Linked DNA regions of Homo sapiens: region 2 is linked to region 1. The links are chromatin contacts, found by Hi-C or POLR2A ChIA-PET in ENCODE. All regions are on one chromosome and are shown on one strand. Each heading gives the region's core, a stretch centred on a gene start or an enhancer-like site at or near the end of the contact. The rest is flanking DNA. Distances are from core to core; before and after follow the strand shown.

What was found. A loop is a pair of places that touch in the nucleus more often than their neighbours do. ChIA-PET counts read pairs that join two places held with the same protein, here RNA polymerase II (POLR2A). Pooled maps may share reads with other maps.
Region 2: a loop to region 1 is called in a map with no recorded cell type, with 4 times the contacts of the local background. The contact joins the promoter of PTAFR here to the promoter of FGR in region 1. A Hi-C loop is called at or near these places in 8 of 37 single-sample maps with no recorded cell type and 5 of 50 pooled maps. POLR2A ChIA-PET finds 5 or more read pairs at or near these places in 1 of 52 experiments (naive thymus-derived CD8-positive, alpha-beta T cell).

The regions. Positions count from the first base shown.
Region 1 is chr1:27,633,803-27,636,502 of GRCh38, forward strand. It overlaps FGR (FGR proto-oncogene, Src family tyrosine kinase), which reads right to left and starts at 1,383. Exons shown (of 13, transcript NM_005248.3): 1 at 1,263-1,383. RefSeq lists a silencer at 459-508.
Region 2 is chr1:28,175,393-28,178,092 of GRCh38, forward strand. PTAFR (platelet activating factor receptor) reads right to left here and starts at 1,298. Exons shown (of 2, transcript NM_000952.5): 1 at 1,200-1,298.

The DNA.
Region 1 (2,700 bases), core at 133-2,632:
AAGGGGAGGCTCGCTGAGTCAGGGATAGCCCTTAACCCTTCAGGACACTCAGCAAAAACTGCTTTCTGCACCTGATTCTCGTGGGGGAAGAGTGGACACAAGGATCATTTCTCACCATAGTTCAGATGAGGAAAGTGAGGCCCAGAGAAGCCCTGTAACTTGCCCACAGTCACACAGCAATTAAGGGCCCAGTCTTGCTAAGAACCCAGGTCTCTCAAACAGCAGATCCTCCACCCCAGGATCCCTGAACACAGCGGCATCGCCTCCTACCTCGGTCGGGAAGCCCACCCCCCACCCACCAGACCGAGGATTCCAAAAGGGGGCGAAGGCGGAGAGCAAAGGGGGCTGCGCCCACCCGGAGCCCCGCGGCGGCCCAGCGCGGCCCGCCCTCTCGTTGCCTTGGAGGCAGCCCCTGCGGGCACTCGCGGTCAAAGGCAGGATTTCCGTCGGGGCGGCAGCAATTCCCGGATCCAGCGGGGAGCGCGGGCCGAGACCGCCGCGGGCGCGGAGGGGGCGCCCGGAGAGGCCTGTCCCTGCCGAGGGCGGGGACTTCCCCAGGAAGCGGGGACCCACGCCTCGCGCGCCCGGCAGGAGTCCCCTGCAGCCCGGAACCTACCGCAAGGGCGGGCCGAGAGGGTCGCGGGGCCGCGGTCGCGGCCGCTAACGTTACCCTGCGGGCTGTGGGCTTCACCCCGACTTCGGCCGGCTCGGAAGAGGGGAACTTCCTGGACCCGCAATTGCACCCCAGGTTCTCCGTCCTCCAGAAGTCGTTCTCCTCAACCCCCTTCCCGCCAGCTCCCTCTCCTGTTCCCTCCAGCACCCCCACCCATTTCCCCTCTCCTGGACCCATCAGACCCGTCGGCTTCTCCCCAAAGTCCCACTCTCACGATCCCTTCAGTTTCTCCCCCAGACCGTCCTGGGGATTCCCCTTAATCCTTCTCCCCCACCTCAGCCCCCTTCCTAAACTCTTATCAGTCCCCTCCATTTTACCCACTAGACCTTTTTGGGGGTCCCTTTGGTCGGCTTCCCCCGTGCTCCCCTCCGCCCTCTCCTCCAGGTTTATCAGCCTTGCTTTTCAGGTCGCCCGTTTTCCTCCTTAGGCCTTTTCGGGCTGGGGTCCCTTTGGCTGTCACCTTGCTCATGTGTCCCCCGACCCCCAGGTTCAGGCTTCTCTTCCCGTGTACCCCCAGTCCTCTCTCCAGAGCCTCGAGGGGGAGGGCACTGCTTGACCTGCCCAGTCCCCACCCGACGCTGTCGCTTACCTGGAGCCCAATTCTGCCCGGCCCCGGGGTGAGCCAGCCGGGGCTCCAGCAGCCGCGAGTGCCGGCGTGCGGGGAGAACTGGGGTGCTGCCCGCCTCTGACCGCCGCCCCTGCTGGGCAGGGAGGAGGAAGCCGCCTCGGACTTCTCTTATTGCAGTCACGGCCGGCGGGCGGTGATGGTGGCAGGGAGACAGTCACGCCCTAGCCCCAAGCCAGCTCCCCGCAGCGAGGAGGCGCCCCCAGATCCTAGGCCCACCCGCCCCCACCTTCCTCCTCCCTGGTTTACGGGAGGTCGGCTCTGTCACCCTCCAGACCTGAGTCCCCAGCCCGGCCTTCCCAAAAGCCCCCTCCAAAAGCGCAGTTTCAGCACCCCCGAAGCACCTGCTCTTTTAGGATCATTGAATTGGAGGTTAAGAGGGGCTTTTCTCCATCACTGAGGACCAGATCGGGACTGGCCTTACTCGAGTTCTCACAGCCAGTTGACTTCAGACTGCTGTCACCAGAGCCACTGGACATGGATCACATGGACCCTGTCAGCACGCCTTCCCTTCCTCAGGGGCTGAGCACTGGGGACACAGGGCTGTTAAGGGTGGTGAGCAGCAGAAGACCCTTCCCTTAGGAAACTGCCTTTCAGAGGAGTGGGAAGGGTGTCAGCCTCCCCCAGGCACCCAAGTTTTAGAAAAACTGAGTAACTGGCTGGGGGCAGTGGCTCAGCCTGTAATCCCAGCACTTTGGGAGGTTGGGTGGGAGGATTGCTTGAGCCCAGGAATTCCAGACCAGCCTAGGCAGCATAGGGAGACACCATCTCTACCAAAAAAAATTTTTCTTAAGTTAGCTCGGTGTGGTGGTGTGCACCTGTGGTCCCAGCTACTGCAGAGGCAGAGGTGGAAGGATCCCTCGAGTCAGGCAGGTCGAGGCTGCAGTGAGCTGTGATTGAGCTACTGCACTCTACCTTGGGTGACAGAGCAAGACCCTGCCTTAAAAAAAAAAAACACAAAAAAAGAATGTGGGTTTTGTTGCAGAAAATGACTTTTTTTAAAAAAAAGAAAGAAAAGGCCGGGTGCAGCGGCTCACGCCTGTAATCCCAGCACTTTGGGAGGCCGAGGCGGGTGGATCACGATGTTAGGAGATCAAGACCGTCCTGGCTAACACAGTGAAAGCCCATCTCTACTAAAAATCAAAAAATTAGCCGGGCGTGGTGGCGGGCGCCTGTAGTCTCAGCTACTCAGGAGGCTGAGGCAGGAGAATGGTGTGAACCCGGGAGGCGGAGCTTGCAGTGAGCCGAGATGGCGCCACTGCACTCCAGCCTGGGCGACAGAGCGAGACTCCGTCTCAAGAAAAAAAAAAAAAAAAAAAAAAAGGAAGAAAAACTGAGTATCTTAGAACATGTGGAAAAAGATTTTTAAAAACAAAAAGAGAAACGGTAGCATCCTCTATCA
Region 2 (2,700 bases), core at 48-2,547, 540 kb after region 1:
TAGTGGTGTCTCTTTTGCTTCTCTAGCACTCCCCAACACACCTCCCACCCCTACCGCCTCCCCCAACACACACACCACCCCAAACACCTGGAACACAGCTGGGTATTCAGTCAGAGCTAAAGGAGAGCAGCCAGAGGTGTGGGGAGAGAGCCTGCTGGTTCTGTCATATTTCACAAGTGAGTGAGTGCACAGCCCCATGTCTGGACCTCCTGCAAGCAGAGGACGGTGGGTGCCAGCCTGGGCCCTGTCCCCAGCACCTGGGACCTGATAGGGGCTATTGTTTGTGGGCTTGGCCCTGTGTATAAGAACCTGGTTATTTTCAGCACCCCCTTCCCCACCCCGCAAACCTAGCATTTAGTGAGTTCCTAAGTACCCCGCCCTGTACCAGATCCTTTATATGACCCGACAATTCTGTGGGGGAGATGGGATTATCATTATTTGACAATTTAGAAAACTGCACAGAGATGGAGCGTAACTTGGCCAAGACCACACAGCTAGTCAAGTAGATGTCATTTGGCTCCCTGAGATCCAAGCTGCCCCCATCACCACCATCACCACCTCCCAGTAGGGTCTCTGGGGTCAGCACTGCCACCATCACCACCATCAACACCTCCCAGTGGGATCTCTGGGGTCAGCACTGCCCCAGCCTCAGAAAAGCCAAACTTGGGTGTTGGGTTCTCCAGGAATGTTTGGACACTAGAAGTTATTTCTAAACATGAGACTCTGGGCCTGAGAAAGGTGCCAGAAAAATCCCTTAAAAACAGAAGCAGCCGAGCACAGTGACTCAAGCCTGCAATCCCAGCACTTTGGGAGGCCGAGGCAGGCTGATTGCTTGAGCCCAGGAGTTAGAGACCAGTCTGGGCAACAAGGCAAGACCTCGTCTCCACAAAAAATACAAAAATTAGCCAGGCGTGGTAGAGCATGCCTCTAGTCCCAGATACTCGGGAGGCTGAAGTGGGAGGATCACCTGAGCCTGGCAGGTCCAGGCTGCAGCGAGCCATGATCGCGCCACTGCACTTCTGCCTGGACAACAGAGTGAGAGACCCTGTCTCAAAAAAAAAAAAAAAAAAAAAGAAAAGAAAAGAAATAGAAGCACCCATCTGCTTAGGTGCAGCCTGGGGGCATGACCTTGGTTTGCCTCCTGAGGACATTTTTATATGCCTCCCCCTTGCCCAGCAGGGGCCAGGATTCCCCCTTACCTGTAGCAGGGGCAGCGGCTTCAGCTGCAGTGACCGTGTGTCTCTGTCTGGGTCCTGGCCCCAGCCTCAGCCTCTATGCTGTCTGGCAATTGCAGAAGTGAAGAAACAGAGCGTATCACTACCAAGTCACCCCTGGGAGGAAATGCTGTGGCCCTAGGGCCTCTCAAGGGGTACCACAGGAACTTCCAAGCTGGGCCGCCAGGACCTGGGCACTGCACAGAGGCTTCTCAAAGAGCGAGGGATGGGGTGGGGTGTAGACAGCGCCCGAGGCCAGGAGCTAAGGTGAGAAAGAGGAAAAGCAAGAGAGAGAAAGCAAGTGCATGTACTCAAGAGAGCGAAAAAGGGAGCATGAGAGTGAGAAAGAGGAGGGAGGAGAGATGAGGGACCAGGAAAATCAAAGGAGAAAGGGAGGAGGCAGGAGGGAGTCGGGAAAAAAAATGAGAGGGCGGAGGAATGGATGGAGGGAGCGAGGCTCAGGGAAAAAGACAGATGTAAACACCGGGAGAGATGAGAGGAACAAGGAGATTCAGGGACAAAGACAAGGTAAGATCCAAGACAAAAGACGAGATGACAAGACACAGACAGCGAGCATGTGCCTGTGCACATTTGGGTCTGTGCGTCTCTGGATGGGGGTGAGAGAGAAAATAAAAGAAGGGGAGTGGAGGAAAGAGAATGCCCGCTGGGATATAAAGTGGAGGGAGAAGAGAGGAGCTCGGAAGAGCCACTGTGGTCAGGGGCATGACAGGGCAGGGCCTCCCTGGAGACCAAGAAACATTGAGCCCAGAAACCCCATGGGAACAGATCTGTGGGGGTGGAGGTGGAAGCTCCCTGAGACCGTGTTTTGTAGAGATAGGGTCTCCCTGTTTTGCCTAGGTTGGTCTCAAACTCCTGGGCTCAAGGGATCCTTCCGCCTCAGCTTCCCAAAGTGTTGGGATTACAGGCATGAGCCACTGAGCCTGGCCCTGTGTTTGTTTTTTTGTTCATGCGGTTGATTTCTGGAGAGAACTGGCTCCATTGTCCAGTAGAATGTTCTATATTCTGGACTTGGTTGATTGCTTCCTTGTGAGGTCCTTTAATCTATTCCTCTGTCTCCTGTATTTTCTGAAAACAGGTTTGATTAGATTCAAATTTGGACATACTTTCTTCTTTTTTTTTTTCACCCAGGCTGGTGTGGGTTGGCAGCGTATGAGTTCATGGGAGCATGCAGGTGAAGAGGGGTGGACAATCGATGGTGAATGCACATGAATCTCTGAGTGTAGGTGTGAGGGTATGTGTGAAAGTGAGCTGGTGGGGGCATCCCGTGTGCATAAGTGAGAGGTGAGCCAGAGTATCTGCCTCAGTTTCCAGTCCATTTACCCACTCATTCCTTCAACCAACCAACAAGCACCATCTGAGCACCCCCAGGCACCAGGCACTGGGGTGGACCCTGTCTAAAGAAGCAAGTCCCTCAGATACATCAGCCGACCCAACAACCTCCTACACAGAGAGGGAAACTGAGGTC